Linked DNA regions of Homo sapiens: region 2 is linked to region 1. A link is a loop called in an ENCODE intact Hi-C map of the cell type or tissue named here. Cell type or tissue: heart left ventricle. All regions are shown on one strand. Each heading gives the region's core, and the rest is flanking DNA. Links, peaks and the distances in the headings are about the cores only.

Region 1 (8,673 bases), core at 1,464-6,463:
AAATAAATAAATAATGAAATAAAAATAAACCTATACTTTATAGGAATTACAGCCTTAAAGTAAAAGGACAAAATTACAATGGCAGATTTTGAGGCTCTGGCCAGCGACATGGGAAGGCAGAAGAACAGGGCCGTGAAATCTTTGTCCTCTGTCATTTACTGAAGATCTAACCTTCAGCAAGTTTCTTAACTTTTCTGGGCCCTAGGTCCCTGTTCTGTGAACGGATCAAATGAATTACTAAGTAACAAGTGCTTAGACCAGCACCTGAAAGATTCATAGCATCCAAATAAACTTCCATATTGTTAATGGCCTTTATTATCTGAAAAGATGTGAATTTAGTGATTTTTCCACGCACATGGTAACTTGAGGATCTCATGACTTAGTAATACAGTCCTTTATGTACATAATTGTGGAGCAAAATGGACAAAGGACAGAAGAGAGACAGTAGGCACTAGGAAAGTTTACAAAGGGAAGGACTCGTGTGTGCCTCAGGTTCACTGGGAGTGGGAAGGTTAGCTGGGTCAAGCATGAGCAGAGAGGAAAGTAAGTGCAGTCCTAGGGCAGGAAAAGCATCAGTCAGCAAAGGCCTGCAGGTGCCAATGAGCACAGCCCAAGCCTAATTAACTCTGCTCCATGTGAGCAGAGAGTTTGTTCCAAGAAGATTGCTGTTGACAAGACACCAAACCAACCACTGGGAGTTGGCGGCTTTGTTGATGTTTGGCTGAGGAATAGAGTCATCTCCAGGTCCTGGAGATAACGAGAAGTGACAGACGATCTGTTGAGCAGAATGGAGCATTTGCTTCCCCAGCTTGCAACATTTGCTTCCCTGCTGTATCTGTGAGGGCCCCTCCTCAAAGTCCCTCCAAGGCTGGGTTGGTTGAGAACCATGTCTTTGCAAGAAAAAGAAACCTACTGAGGCCCGTTCAAGAGTCAGAGTTTCTTGGGAAGATTTGGGGGTGTCTTGGAGAAGGCAAAAGCAAGAAGGTCAGCTGGGCCTTGGGAAAAACTGGAAAAACACCTAGTGCCAGGGCAGGCGCTCTGTCTCTGTCTCTCTGACTTTTTCTCTTTCATTATCTCTTTCTCTCTGAATCAATCTGGATTCTCTATTCCAGTCTCTCTCTCCCTGTGTGTCTGAGCTTATATTTCTTTGTCTCTCTCCATCTCTTTGTGAATGTGTTTTCCCTTTTTGCCTCCTCCCCCCATCTTTACTCAGTCTCTTGCTTCCTGTGTGTCTCTCTCTTCCTCCTCTCTTGTGTGTGTGTATCTGTGTTTCTGTGTGTCTCGCTCGGTGTCTTTCTCTCTGTTTCCCTGTCTCTGTGTGTGTGTCTCTGTGTCTTTCTCCCTGTTGAATGTATGTGATTTTCTCCCTGTCTCTCCCCATCTCCTCTCTCCATCCTCACCCTTTCTGTCACCACCTCAACCCTCGAGGTGGTGAGAGAAAGAAAATTACCACCTCAACCCTGGAGTCTACTTGACCTCTTAGTTCCAACGCCCAGTGATAACTCCCTTTCAAGATGACCATTCCTGGTCTAACAGTTTCAGCCAAGGAGAGTCACCAAGATAGCTTCAGGGGTCCATTCCTTCATCTAAGAAGGGGTCTGGGATGGACACTCACCCTAAAGTGTGGCTCCTACAGCAGGACAGAACTGCATGGTGAAAAGAGTACTCAATTCGAAGTCAGGTGATTGGGTCTCCTATTAGCACTGTGTGGTCTGAGGCCAGGAACTACCCTGCTGTGTCTAAAATATTCCAGCTAGAAAATGAGGAATTGGATAAGGTACCCTGTTACAAATACTTCTAGCCCCCCAAATTCTATGATATTCTACTTACAAAACAGGTATAGAGGCCAGGCGCAGTAGCTCATGCCTGTAATCCCAGCACTTCGGAAGGCCAAGGAAGGAGGGCAAATCACCTGAGGTCAGGAGTTCAAGACCAGCCTGGCCAACATGGCAAAACCCTATCTCTACTAAAAATACAAAAATTAGCCAAGCGTGGTGGCAGGCGCCTGTAATCCCAGCTACTCGGGAGGCTGAGGCAAGAGAATTGCTTGAACGCGGGAGGTGGAGGTTGCAGTAAACTGAGATTGCACCATTGCACTCCAGCCTGGGTGACAGAGAGAGACTCTGTCTCAAAAAAAAAAAAAAAAACATAGAGACTAGGAAAAACAGAGAACGTGGAAAATGGCAAGGAAGCAGAACATTTAAAAAAGAGAAAATCATGTCCTGTAAGCAAGAGTTGGTAAGAACTGTCTCTAGAGCAAGGGGCTGTTATTCCTGAGATGCCAGAGAAGGGGATCTGTGGTTCCTGAAGTTCAACGTGCCTCATCTGCAGAGGCTGTTTTAGGTGCAGATTCCCAGGTCCATCCCAGACGGTCTGATTCAGTAAGTCACCCCCAGTGACTCTGGTGCAAGGGGTCTCAGAACCACCCTTGAGAAATGCTGAGTGAGACTTTTCAAAGGATTAGAGCTGCCTTACTAGGAACTGGGCTTTCTGTGGAGGGCAGTCTTCTCCCTGCCTTTGAGGGCACACAAGAAAGGCAGGGCTACCCTTCTCATTCTCTATTTCTCTAGCACTCTGAAGTTCTAACAGAAACAAGACTGCACTGGGAGCTGAAGATCCAAGTGGGGAAAGGTTTCAATGTCTACCTCTTTCTCTGGGCTTCACTCTTTAAACTAGAGGCCATACACATCAGAGAAATGCAAATCAAAACCACAATGAGATACCATCTCACACCCGTTAGAATGGCAATCATTAAAAAGTCAGGAAACAACAGGTGCTGGAGAGGATGTGGAGAAATAGGAACACTTTTACACTGTTGGTGGGACTGTAAACTAGTTCAACCATTGTGGAAGTCAGTGTGGTGATTCCTCAGGGATCTAGAACTAGAAATACCATTTGACCCAGCCATCCCATTACTGGGTATATACCCAAAGGATTATAAATCATGCTGCTATAAAGACACATGCACACGTATGTTTATTGCGGCACTATTCACAATAGCAAAGACTCGGAACCAACCCAAATGTCCAACAACGATAGACTGGATTAATGTGGCACACATACACCATGGAATACTATGCAGCCATAAAAAAAGATGAGTTCATGTCCTTTGTAGGGACATGGATGAAGCTGGAAACCATCATTCTCAGCAAACTATCACAAGGACAAAAAACCAAACACCGCATGTTCTCACTCATAGGTGGGAACTGAACAATGAGAACACATGGACACAGGAAGGGGAACATCACACATTGGGGCCTGTTGTGGGGTGGAGGGAGGGGGGAGGGATAGCATTAGGAGATATACCTAATGTTAAATGACGAGTTAATGGGTGCAGCACACCAACATGGCACATGTATATATATGTAACCAACCTGCATGTTGTGCACATGTACCCTAAAACTTAAAGTATAATAAAAATATACACATATTAAAAAATAAATAAATAAATAAATAAATAAACTAGAGGCCATACATCTTATCTCCAGAGAAGAGAAGGGAGGATACAAGAGTCAATTAATCCTCCTGTGCCTCTTCCATTACAGCTGAGCTTTTAAAGACTGGACTCTGGGTCAGTGGGAATGCCTCCGAGATACGTTCTGGGCTGAAAAATAAAGTACTACCCTCTCATTGAAGCCTTCAAATTCCTCCAGCTTCCATGCATCTCCCTCCTCTGAGGATCCATAGCACCTGGGCTAAGTTGGTACCAATCAGCACCTGGGGTTTTATGTGGCTTGAGAAGAACCCAGACATATCTGAATTTCTATTTTAACAGGGGACTCAAGAATTCACAAAGCACCTTCACACCAACCATCCATTTAATCTCAGTAATCTCATGGAGCTGATTGTGTACCTGATGGAAAGACTGAGGATCCAAGAGGCTGGGCTGGAAAAAGGGCAGAGCTGGAGGAGAATGTAGGCCTCTGCCTCCCTCTTCCTTCCATGTCCTCATTCCATTTCCTCCAGGAAAGCTGTGGCTTGGAGAGATGGGCGGGTGGGAGGGGAGCACTCCACCTCATGAGGGCTGGAGCTGGGACCAGGAGGGAGTGGGTTGTTGTGGTAGCAAGTGGATGGAGCAGTGTGCTTGTTAGGCTGATGGCCCTGTCTCAGAAGCAAGGGGAAGAGGTAATCAGCTGGGATAGAAAGCTGGGAGAAAGAGGAGGCAGCAAGACAGAGTGGGGGACAGTATGGATTTGGGTGTCAGGAAACCTGGAACCTACATGTGTGACCTGAAGCAAGACTCTACTTCTCCACAGGTGAAGGTTGCCTCAGTTTCTGCACCTGTACATTGAGGAGGTTACATTCACTGTTCTCCAATGTACCTTCCTCCTCTAACACTTGGGCTTGTCCATCACTGGCTGCCTCCCTGACTCTCTACCGAGCCACTATCAGCAGAAGGCTGAATAACATGCGCCAATATGACCCAAAGACCACAGAAATTCCCTAGACTTTTAGGATAACTCTGTTGCTGTCCTATTCCACTTCCCACCCACCACAGCCAGAAAGTTTCCTAGAAGCCTCAAAATTCTCAGGTCACACTGGATGGCAGGCAATGCTGCAAAAAGCTACAGTGACAAAAACTGACCAGAAGATGGAGCCAAATGCCCTGGAATCCGAAACAGTTTTATTTGTCGAATTTTTAATTCTAGGGCTACAGAGCAGAAACTAAAGCCACAAAGGCAGTAAGAGATGTACTCAAGGTCCCCCATCTGCTCAGGGGCAGGGCTGGGAACCACGCCAATCTCTGCGGTCCCACACGTAATTCTACAGTGTCTGTTTCAAAGGTATAGGTGGTTCTCTAGAGAGACCCAAAGTTTTCTTCTAGACAGAGGTTCCAGACTCAAGGTCAGAAAACTCAGGCTGCTTAGGGCAGTGGAAGGAGCACTGTGCTGGGAGTCAAGGGACCCTGGTCTGAGTCTGACCCTGCTCTGATTCCCTGTGTGACACTGAGCACTCTCTCCACCCACCCTGGGGTGACATCAGCCCTTTGGCCAGAGCTTGTCCTATGCCTCACCACTCAGTTCACTTCTGCCCTGGGATTTAGCAGCTCTGGGGCCCAACCCAGCTCTCCTATGACTCCTGACATGACCTCTGGCAAGTTCCTTCACCCTCCAGGACTCAGTTTCCCTGTGTGCTCTCAGAGTACTGGGTCCAAGACCACAGTCTGATGCCTTTTACCAGCACTCCTGCCAGCTCCTTGTCACTGCTGCTGCTGTCCGTCTCACTGCCTTTGTCCTCCTGCCAGGGAGACATCATGTCCACATGAGGGTCCTGGGGCTAGGCTAGGTCCTCCCACCATATCTGGAGCCCCCACTGCATTCAGAGGACCTCCCCCTTCCCCAGACCCAGCTAGGTATGGAACATGCACAGGGCACTAAACAGGAAAACAAGTTATTATAGGGAGCTACGCTGAGAAGCAATGACAGAGAAGTATGACCTGGGACAGTGAAGGAAACATGGCACTGGGGAAACAGATACTTTAGTCCAAATTCCGACAGTAGCTTTTAGAAGCCTACGGCCTTAACCTAATTCACCCTAAAATATAAACAGCTGCTATCAGATACTTTCCAGAGAGCGTGATAAAGGTAGAAGGAGGGAGAGGGCCCCAGGCATTGAGGAGCTGAAAGGAGAGGATAGAGGAGAAAGAAGCAACCAGAGAAAATCTGTGGGAGTGGAAGGGGAAAACTAACTTTTCCTACCTTAGGACATCTCCAAAGCTGCTCCAACCAGAAGGCAACGACACAGGTTAAAGAGATGTTTCCTTGGAAGATACATGTCCAGAGAGAAAGGAGAATGTTTTCTGGGAATACCACTTCTTAGACACCGGACTTAGACAAATGACTCTTTGATGGAGCGGGAACTCTTTCCCCAACTCTGCTCGGAATCAGCAGCCAAGTTCCTCAGCTCTGGAGAAAGGAACAGTGGCCATAAAGTCACCACTGCCCTATGAAGCCACAGTCCCTTTTCCCAGGCCTCTCAGCCCAACTTGTTAATTTCTATAGGTGGGTTTTGAATCCATCCATATAGCTATTTAATGTTGATTGGTTTATTCATGAAGCACCAAAGTCACTTCAGATGGCCAATAGCACTGTTCCTGGGTCCTCTTATCCCTGAGCAAAGCCAGCTTCTCCTCTTCCCAGGACACCTACTTACTAGGATCAGCCCGACCTGGGCAGCGCAGTCACTCCAGCAAGACATCCATACGGGCTGGTGGCTATGACCAATAAGCCTCACCTCCTGACTGTTCTGACCCAGTAGGGGTCCAGGAGACTCACCACCTTCTCCACCTCTGCTGCTCCTCACGGAGGTTACTCTGCAGCTTCCCCTTCTCTTTCCGCGGCGTCTTCTTGTAATCATCTTTGCCAAACCCTGGAGGGGATGATGGAGAGAAAACAGATTCAGGTGAGAGGCTGGCTTAACAACACAACCTGCAGTGATCAGGATCTGCTTCCTCTTTATCCACCTCCCATCCTCCCTCTCCTCACTCTTATAAGTGTATCAGGTTTTTTCAGCTTTCTTAAAACACTTTCACATCTATTATATTATTCAATTAGAGCCTCATTGCCACTTTCCAAGGTGGGCAGGGAAGGGATTAGGAACCCATTTTACAGAAGAAGAAACTGAGGTCCACAGAAGGAGGGAGACATTTCTAAAATGATACAAGAAAACTGTTGCCATGGGACTAGAACCTCAGACTCCTTCCTCCCAGTCCTGCCAAGTAGGGCAGGACTATGAATGAGGGAAACATCCCAGCTCACACATCAACATTGACTGGTGGTGCTATAGTTAAGAACACCCCAGGAAAGACCCGGAGCCCCTGCTAAGCACTGCACAGCCTGGGGTCAGCCTTTGGGGTTCCTGTGGGCTATCAGAATGGGTATGCGGTCACCTGATATAATGTAATGACACAAGCGTAACCAGATGATGCATGTACATATGACATGCATGAGCTAGTGCATCTGAAATTCAACAATTTACAGATGTAAGTTCCCCAGTGGCCATTTATTTCTGCTCATAGTTCGCATGGCCTCTGACCCCAGTATTGTTTATCTGTAGTTCCAGACTACCTGACAGACAACATTTTCTGTAGATCCTAATCCAGATTTCTGGCAACTCTGGAGATAGTTTCCTGCTGATAAGCCCCCTTCTTCCACTGCACCCCAAGTCACAGCCCCCTGAAGAACATGCCTAGGATACAGAGAAAACAATCTCATATAAGCAGGAACACAGAAACTCACACCTTAGGACAGAATTCGTCTCAACTGAGATGTATTGCTTCTGTGTACATCAACCTGAGAACAAAGAATAATAGCAGCTGACATCTTCCTGGGACATTCTGATACAGACAGCTGGTTTATGAACATTATCTTACCTGAGGAGCACTCAGCCCTATGAGATAAACATTGTTAGCCCATTTGATAAATGAAGAAATGGAGGCTCATAGGGGTTAGAGGAATTTCCCAAGCACTCACAGGGAGTCAGCGGCCACACAGAGTTCTTCAGATATCTCCCGACAAAAGACAGAGTTGGGTCAGGCCCAAGGTGGGGTACAGAATCAGGCCCCTTTGAAGCTGCATATACCTCCTTGTTCTCCTATCTTATGTCTCCCTCATCAAGGCCTTGGCCTCAAAGAGCCCACAAGCCTGAAGGGCTCCCCTCCATAGGGAAGGCTTCACCATGGTGCTCCGCACACAGACCCCCCCACAGGGAGGGTGTCTCCAGCCCGGGGAGCACAGGTTCCGGGGACCCACAGCCCTGATACCTTGTTTCAGAGGAGGGATGACAACCATCTAGAGTCTACACCTCTATTCTTCATAAATCCACCCAGCCCTGAACTCCACAAGCACAGCTGTGCTGGATGAGCAAGTGTGTTCCTTCTCAGCCTGGATTGTTTTATTCTTTCCTAAGAATGCCGACACCTCCCCGCTGCCACCTTCAACAGAAAACTTGCCCAGAGCAGAGAGCACAGGGCATTAAAAATGGGACTGCAGATGGTGAGGACTGGAAGAACAGTTATATAAGGGAAAACTGAGGCCCAAGGAGGCAGGGAGGTGCTCAAAATCTGTTAGGGAGTTGGAGAACTCAGGGAAGAACCCAGGTCCCACACTTGGCTATGCATCTGCTCAGCCCCCCGACATCTCTGGATCACAGGAATCAGTTCACAGCCCCCTTGACTTTCCCAACTACTCTTTTTCTCCTCCACAGGGAGTCTGCCGTCTGATCTGAAGACCACTCAGCCTGAGTTTGGAAGGAGGCATCCATGCCTAGTGAGAAGGTGAGATAAAGCCCTGTGCAGTGGCTCACACCTGTAATCCCAACACTGGGAGGCCAACGTGGGTGGATTACTTGAATCCAGGAGTTTGAGACCAGCCTGGGTGACACGGTAAAACCCGTCTCTCCAAAAAATACAAAAATTAGCCAGGCTCAGTAGTACAAGCCTATAGTCCCAGCTTCTCAGGAGGCTGAGGTGGGAGGATGGCTTGAGCCCAGGAGGTTCAGGCTGCAGTGAGCCAAGATGGTGCCAAAGCACTCCAGCCTGGGTGGCAGAGTGAGACCTCATCTCAAAAAAAAAAAAAAAAGAAAAGAAAAGAAAGGGAGATGAGTTTCTCACAGCACAGCCAACTCAGAGGTATAGGTGCTCTCTTCTAACTTGTCTTTGACTCACAAACTCTC
Region 2 (6,608 bases), core at 1,609-6,608, 79 kb after region 1:
CTCTATTTATGTGTATGCAGTAAGTGCAGCTTTCTTTCCAGTGTTAAAACAACCCACCTCAGGTGTCCCTGCATTATTTATATGTAACATATCTTCATACTTGAATTACTCAAATTTTGAGCTCCATGGTTATGATTATGATATGCCAGTTGATTTACATTATAACAACAGATGGTAATGGTGCAGGTTGAAATAAAAGATCATTAAGATAAATATTTTAGCCTTCATTGGCTCCCTGTTGCATAAAATTTGTCAGAATGAAATAGAATCATGGCATTTCAGAATTGGAAGAGTCCTTAGAGATTATCTCATCCAGTCCCTTATTTGACAGAGGAGAAAACAGAAACCCAGAGAGAATGCTGCTTGCCAAGGTCGTACAGCTAGTTAGTGGCAAAGCTAGGACCAAAATCTAGGTCTGCTATTTACCAATTCATTGCTTTTTCTGCTGTCTCTGTGTGAGATTTTTAGGTACTGTTCCATCTAATTACTCCCCAATGTCAGCACCAATTATTCTAATTAACATCTATTCATTCTGGAACATACGCACTTTCACCCCATTATGAATCTCAGTTGGTTAAACTTTGTATCTGGCTTTCTTTTAGGTTCTCTACTCACATCTTTTAATCTTGAAGACTAGAAAATATAACTGGATCTACCACTTGTTTGGAAAATTTCTCTACCAAGCAATAAATTACCCGCTGTGCTTTTGTTGTAGTGTAGAAGTTTTTGAGTTCTCCAAATCTAAACAAGATTTTGTCCCATTTTCCCATGAAGCTACATTGTTGCTTATTCACTTTAGTGGCAAGTATTATTGTGCCAGCTGCTTTTGTTTTGGAAGATGTGGACTTCGACCAAATGGTTTCACTGGAAGCAAATCGTAGTTCTTACAATGCATCCTTTCCCTCAAGCTTTGAACTCTCAGCAAGTTCCCACTCGGATGATGATGTCATCATAGCCAAAGAGGGAACTAGCGTTTCAATTGAGTGTCTTCTCACAGCCAGTCACTATGAAGATGTCCATTGGCACAATTCAAAAGGACAGCAACTGGATGGCAGAAGCAGAGGTAATTGGTCAGGGTATAATTAATCAAGGTTACTCATTTCCTGTTCTGTCTTCTTATTTTTTAACACGTTAAACAAAAAGTCTCAAAGATAAGGTGCCAAGGTGAATAGTTTAAAACATTTGAAAGGTCTGGAGTGTTGTACCTATCAGAAAATGCAAAGTAATTATAATTGTTTAACCAGAAGAAGAAAAAAAAGAATCATTCTAAATTTAAAAGATGTTCACATGATGACAATGAGCTATTTTCTCTCCTGATCAGTTGGTTTTCTTCTTCATTGAAGGTAGAGTAAATCAGGGCTGCTGCATACAGCTGTACAGGTGGTATACAACACAACTCTGGGAGCACCCTTCACCTAGACTACTATGTCAGTAGTACAGTGTGGTGGCCCTGTGTGAATACATCCAGAAGGTTTTTGGCTAGACTTAAGAAAATTTGTTATAAATAAAAAAGTTTTGCTCTGAAATTAGTTACTATAAACTTTAGAGGAAATCCAGGACATTTTTGAAAATGAGTATCAATCTGTGCATAAAACTTTGACGTCAGGTCTCAGAGAATTAGAAGGGCACTATGGAACTTGTAAGCCCTTCCAGCTCTTTTTTTTTTTTTTTTTTTTTTGTATTCTATACCTTAATTTACTGGAAATGAGAAATTTTTTTTTGCATTTTTTGTTTATGTCTTAAAAATCACATAAACATAGTGTGTTCAAGGTCTACTTTTTGACAGATTTTTATTTAATTTTCCTATTCATGGATCTGTGAATATATCTTAATCCAGACTACTCCTAACCAGTGTTCTGTTATAAAGATCTTTTTGATGAGTACTTGAGTTATAATGGACCTCAAAAAGAAATCACCATGAAAAGCCAAAGGGATGAAGCTTAAATTCTAAGATCCTCACAAGCTACACTTTCAGAAATTTTTTTGTTAGGAAGATAGTGTAGCCTTCTGAAATAGAAAAGGATATTGGTTATTCATATTAGGCTGGAAAACACAAAAGGAGACAGGTGATACTTCCTTCAGACATATGCACTATTTTAATCTATAGACTGAGTGACTAGTCACCAAGGGATTGAAGAGTTTGAATTGTTAGGGTATTTTTAATCAGCATGTTTAAAATACATAACTATTGAATTAGAGTGATACCTGGAATGTGTACTTTGAACATGATTTGGGGTTCCATATTTGAACCCACTGAACCAGACTCCTATCTTCTCTGGGCTCTACGATATCCTGACCAAACACCTCTGAGATCTGAATTATTCATTCAGTGTCATCACTGTAGACTGACTGCATAAACAAAGCCTTAGGTTAAAACAAGACCAGCCAAGTGGAATGGCAGTTTTATTTTTCTATTTTGCCTTTACTTTGAAAACCACTAACATCTATCATTGATGCTTTCAGCAGCAGCTCTGGAAAATTGTATTAAATTTTATGAATCTCAAGTGAGAGGAGTTTAAAGAGCATGTCAGTCTAGTATAAGGTTCATAAATCTTGAGCTATTATCAGCAAGTGAGCTAGAGAGTTTAGATTGTGGTTGTAGTGCAATGGTTGATGAATGGAGTCTTTGTAGTTCATCATACCTTGGATTCAAGTGGTGTCGTTTTCATAGCTCTAAGTTCATAGAACAGAAGCTTATGGAAAATGGCTATATTCATAACTACATGTTTTCCTCTTTTTGTATTAGTGAAGTGATGGCTTTTAAATATATTAATACCTATAGGATTGAGATAAGTTTGGATGATGATGAAAATGGACAAAATCCAGAGTGCTTACTAATTTATGTGCCACTAAAATAATCCAGAACCATAGAATCTTGGGGATGAAAGAGATTTTGAAGATTGGGCACTCAAGTAATGCTTAACAAGCAGTCCGCTAACCTCCTCTGGGACACCTCCTCTAGTCATTGGAATGCATCCCCACACTGCAGGTTAGCCCATCCTTCCCATCTCTGAATGGCTTTCATAGTTAAAGCACAGAGTGCTTTGGGAATGTATCACAAAAGTAGGAATTATGCAGTCAGAGCCAAGTTATTGAAGGATGTGAATCAAGATGCGTAGTCAATATGCTTTGCTTTTCTTACACTTGTATACTTCTATATACGTGTTCCCTGAATGAAAATACCTTCACGTGTGGAAGAGAGGCAGTATGTTTTAGGTTGAAAATGGAAGCATAGGCATCTTAAGGGCAACTTTATTCTTTTTGCCAAGCTTTTCATTTACCATGACTTGTGAGATGTATTTTTTGGCCTGTGCTTCAGTTACTCTTGCCAGAAAATCAACAAAAGTTTCTTAACAACAACAACAAAAAATTGATATGTGCAAGGCATACCAGATTAGGCAGTTACTTCAACAAATGCATTAAATTGCTAGGATTTTTTAAAATAATTTCTTCTTGTTATATAATTTCACTATGGAAAGTGAGCAAACACAGTTAGAAGAAAATAAAAATTACTCATAAAAATTTAAAATACTGTTATTTTAAACCATTGTTTTATATTTCTGAGACATACCCTCATAGTATATGAAAATGTATTGGTTGCAATGTGATGTAGACGGACACATATGTATAAACTATAAGCTTTTTTTATGATTAGTCATTTAGCATTTTATAGACATACCTGTTTCACAGAAAGGCTTTTGAAGTCTAGCAGTGAAAAGGAAGCTATGTTAATTATTAGTGTCATGAAGGAAGATCTTGATTTCCTTTTAAGATCCAAGCTAATTAAATTCTGACTCTGGACCTCACAGTCTGCCCTTTTTTTACATGATTTAAACAAATGGTAGAATCTAACAAATCAGCTAAGTTAAAGTACTTTGATAAAGAGGTGGAATATGGATAAGGCAGCGGGCATATTTAGTAATCTTTTTGCTATAATTTTTTTTTCATTTCTGTTCAATTATCAGGTGGAAAGTGGTTGGTTTCTGATAACTTCCTAAACATCACCAATGTAGCTTTTGATGACCGTGGGCTCTATACCTGTTTCGTCACCTCTCCAATTCGTGCCTCCTACTCTGTCACCCTACGTGTTATCTTCACCTCGGGAGACATGAGTGTCTATTACATGATTGTTTGCCTGATTGCCTTTACAATCACACTCATCTTGAATGTCACACGGCTGTGCATGATGAGCAGCCATCTTCGCAAGACTGAGAAGGCTATCAATGAGTTCTTTAGAACTGAAGGGGCTGAGAAACTTCAGAAGGCCTTTGAGATTGCAAAACGTATCCCCATCATTACCTCAGCCAAAACTCTGGAGCTCGCCAAAGTCACACAATTTAAGACCATGGAGTTTGCTCGTTATATTGAAGAACTGGCAAGAAGTGTCCCTCTTCCACCTCTTATTCTAAACTGTCGAGCCTTTGTTGAGGAGATGTTTGAGGCTGTGCGAGTGGACGACCCTGATGACCTGGGTGAAAGAATTAAAGAGAGACCTGCCTTGAATGCTCAAGGTGGCATCTATGTCATTAACCCAGAGATGGGACGGAGTAATTCACCAGGAGGAGATTCAGATGATGGCTCTCTGAATGAACAAGGCCAGGAAATAGCAGTTCAGGTTTCTGTCCACCTTCAGTCAGAAACCAAAAGTATTGATACAGAGTCTCAAGGCAGCAGTCATTTCAGTCCACCTGATGATATAGGATCTGCAGAATCTAACTGTAACTACAAAGATGGGGCATATGAAAACTGTCAGCTGTAACCTACAATGCTGTAACCCAGTACCTACAAAATCAGCTCGCTCTCAGAAAAGGAACCTGTTTCTTAGAAGAAGTAACATTTTTGCCAAAAGATGACTGGGGTTTTCCGTTTGTTAATATTAAGCACATCAGAACGTGAATTGCCAAAGTCTTCATTAGAAGGCAGCATTTTTCCTCTCTGATACTTTTCAGTCATTTTCCTTAGAGCTTTATTAAATTATGCATGCTAAGATTTAAAGGAGCCCCAGATAAACATGATGGGGAAAAGCACTGAACTAAGAGTCCCATGGTTTCTCTTCTGGTCACAGTTCTTCCATTGGTTGGATCTGATACTTATCTTGGGACTTCAGTTTTTCCGTCAATAAGATGAGGGATTAGGTGAGATCTGAAGTTGTTTCTAGCTCTATAGCTTCTTAACCCATCACCTTTAAATTACCAGAATCTTCACTCATCTCTAAGTAAACCTTTCCCGGGACTTTTACTCGCTTCTTTTGGAAAGGATTAAGCTGAGATCTAAATTTCCACACCAATGTCATAATGCACAGAGGTTTTTGAAAAACATCTGAGTGTTTTTCAGATGTTTTGCCATGTGGAGCATATAATGATATGTGCAAGATTGAATCTTTTCAATGTAGCACATGTCTGTAGGGTTATACAGATGTCAGAGAGCTAACTGCTCTGTAAACTACTTTCCATGAGTAAATTGGTCCTTGGTGGGGGTGTATCATATTTTTAACTTACTGAGATATCATTTTAGTTCATTGAGGTTGGCAGGGATTGCCTAACTGATCTTCCAAAGTGAGCAGTTTATTTCTAAGGTATAACGTCTTTGATGCTTTTAGAATAAGAACAGTGTCAAATCATCTGTCTTCTGGAAAATCATGGATTTTCATATTTCTGTTAACAGAATTTCTCAGGCTTTCCCTTTTTAAAAGTATTGGACTCTACAAATAGGTTCTATATTTGGGATCTCATCCTAGGAGAAAACCCAAAACTGGATTCCTCTTAAGACCTCTGTCAACCCTCCTGCCCTTTGTGGTCTTAGGTATGGTGCTATAGGTTGCATGCGTCTTTATCTTGTTTGTTTGGTTAATATTTTGTTGTTGAGGTTTTTATTTTTGTTTACTTCAGATACATAATTCTGAGCTATGGCTGCTTTTGTAGCCTTTCCAAGAAGCACTAACCTGAAATAAGATTAGATAATTGTGAGGGTGTGTTACTATATTAAAATACACACACAACTGATCTAGACATCAAGAGGAAGAAAAATGATGGATGATGCCACCTGCTTCAACTGTATATAATAAACACTTATGATGACATTTCTTGCCTGGCTGAGATCTGATATAATGGAATTGTAAATACTCTTCAGAACAATTTCTTCAGCTACAGGAAGCGTGGTGCCATATAATTTTAAGAACTTGGCAGTGGAGCTCCATTTGGGGCTTCACGTTTCTTCATATGACTTCTGATTATTGAAGCATTACTTCAGCTAGAGGCTCCTGAGGGAAATGTTCAGAGGAGGTTTTATCAGGATTTTAATTTAAGGTTTCAAACAGGGGAAGACAGGAAATTCAAAGCGTGACGGGATAAAACTCATGCCTCCCTTTGTCCAGGCTTATCAGAAGTAATACATCTGCTCTGAATAGCATGAATGAATCAATGTGCAGTTTTATCAGATGGCATCATGGATAAAGATGATAATGCTGCCTTTTCTGTCTCTCAGGCTGTTTCCATGGAAACCTCTAGAGCCAAATAAAAGCTAACCAATCATTTAGCCAAAGCTTGCCTTGGCTCATAGACTGGTATTTCTTTAAGGAAAATTGTTTTTATATATTTGACTATAAGAGC

What was found. Peaks named below come from ENCODE experiments on the same cell type or tissue, not always from the same donor. Only the 100,000 strongest peaks of a DNase experiment are listed, where the experiment ranks them.
Region 2: a loop joins it to region 1, with 3 times the contacts of the local background. A loop is called at or near these places in 8 of 110 quality-filtered maps.

The regions. Positions count from the first base shown.
Region 1 is chr5:153,969,988-153,978,660 of GRCh38, forward strand. It overlaps LOC107986464 (a long non-coding RNA gene), which reads right to left and starts at 3,976. Exons shown (of 3, transcript XR_001742937.1): 1 at 3,854-3,976. LOC107983980 (a long non-coding RNA gene) reads right to left here and starts at 7,202. Exons shown (of 3, transcript XR_001742534.1): 1 at 7,068-7,202; 2 at 6,276-6,369; 3 at 4,047-5,906. In heart left ventricle, for the core only: a CTCF peak has its summit at 4,587 (motif pointing right); no DNase peak of the experiment used is centred there.
Region 2 is chr5:154,048,955-154,055,562 of GRCh38, forward strand. MFAP3 (microfibril associated protein 3) reads left to right here. Exons shown (of 3, transcript NM_005927.5): 2 at 603-1,063; 3 at 3,966-6,608. The coding sequence starts at 769. The coding sequence ends at 4,759. Among named protein-coding and RNA genes, the nearest start is that of MFAP3, 13 kb to the left of the region's middle. In heart left ventricle, for the core only: no CTCF peak of the experiment used is centred there; no DNase peak of the experiment used is centred there.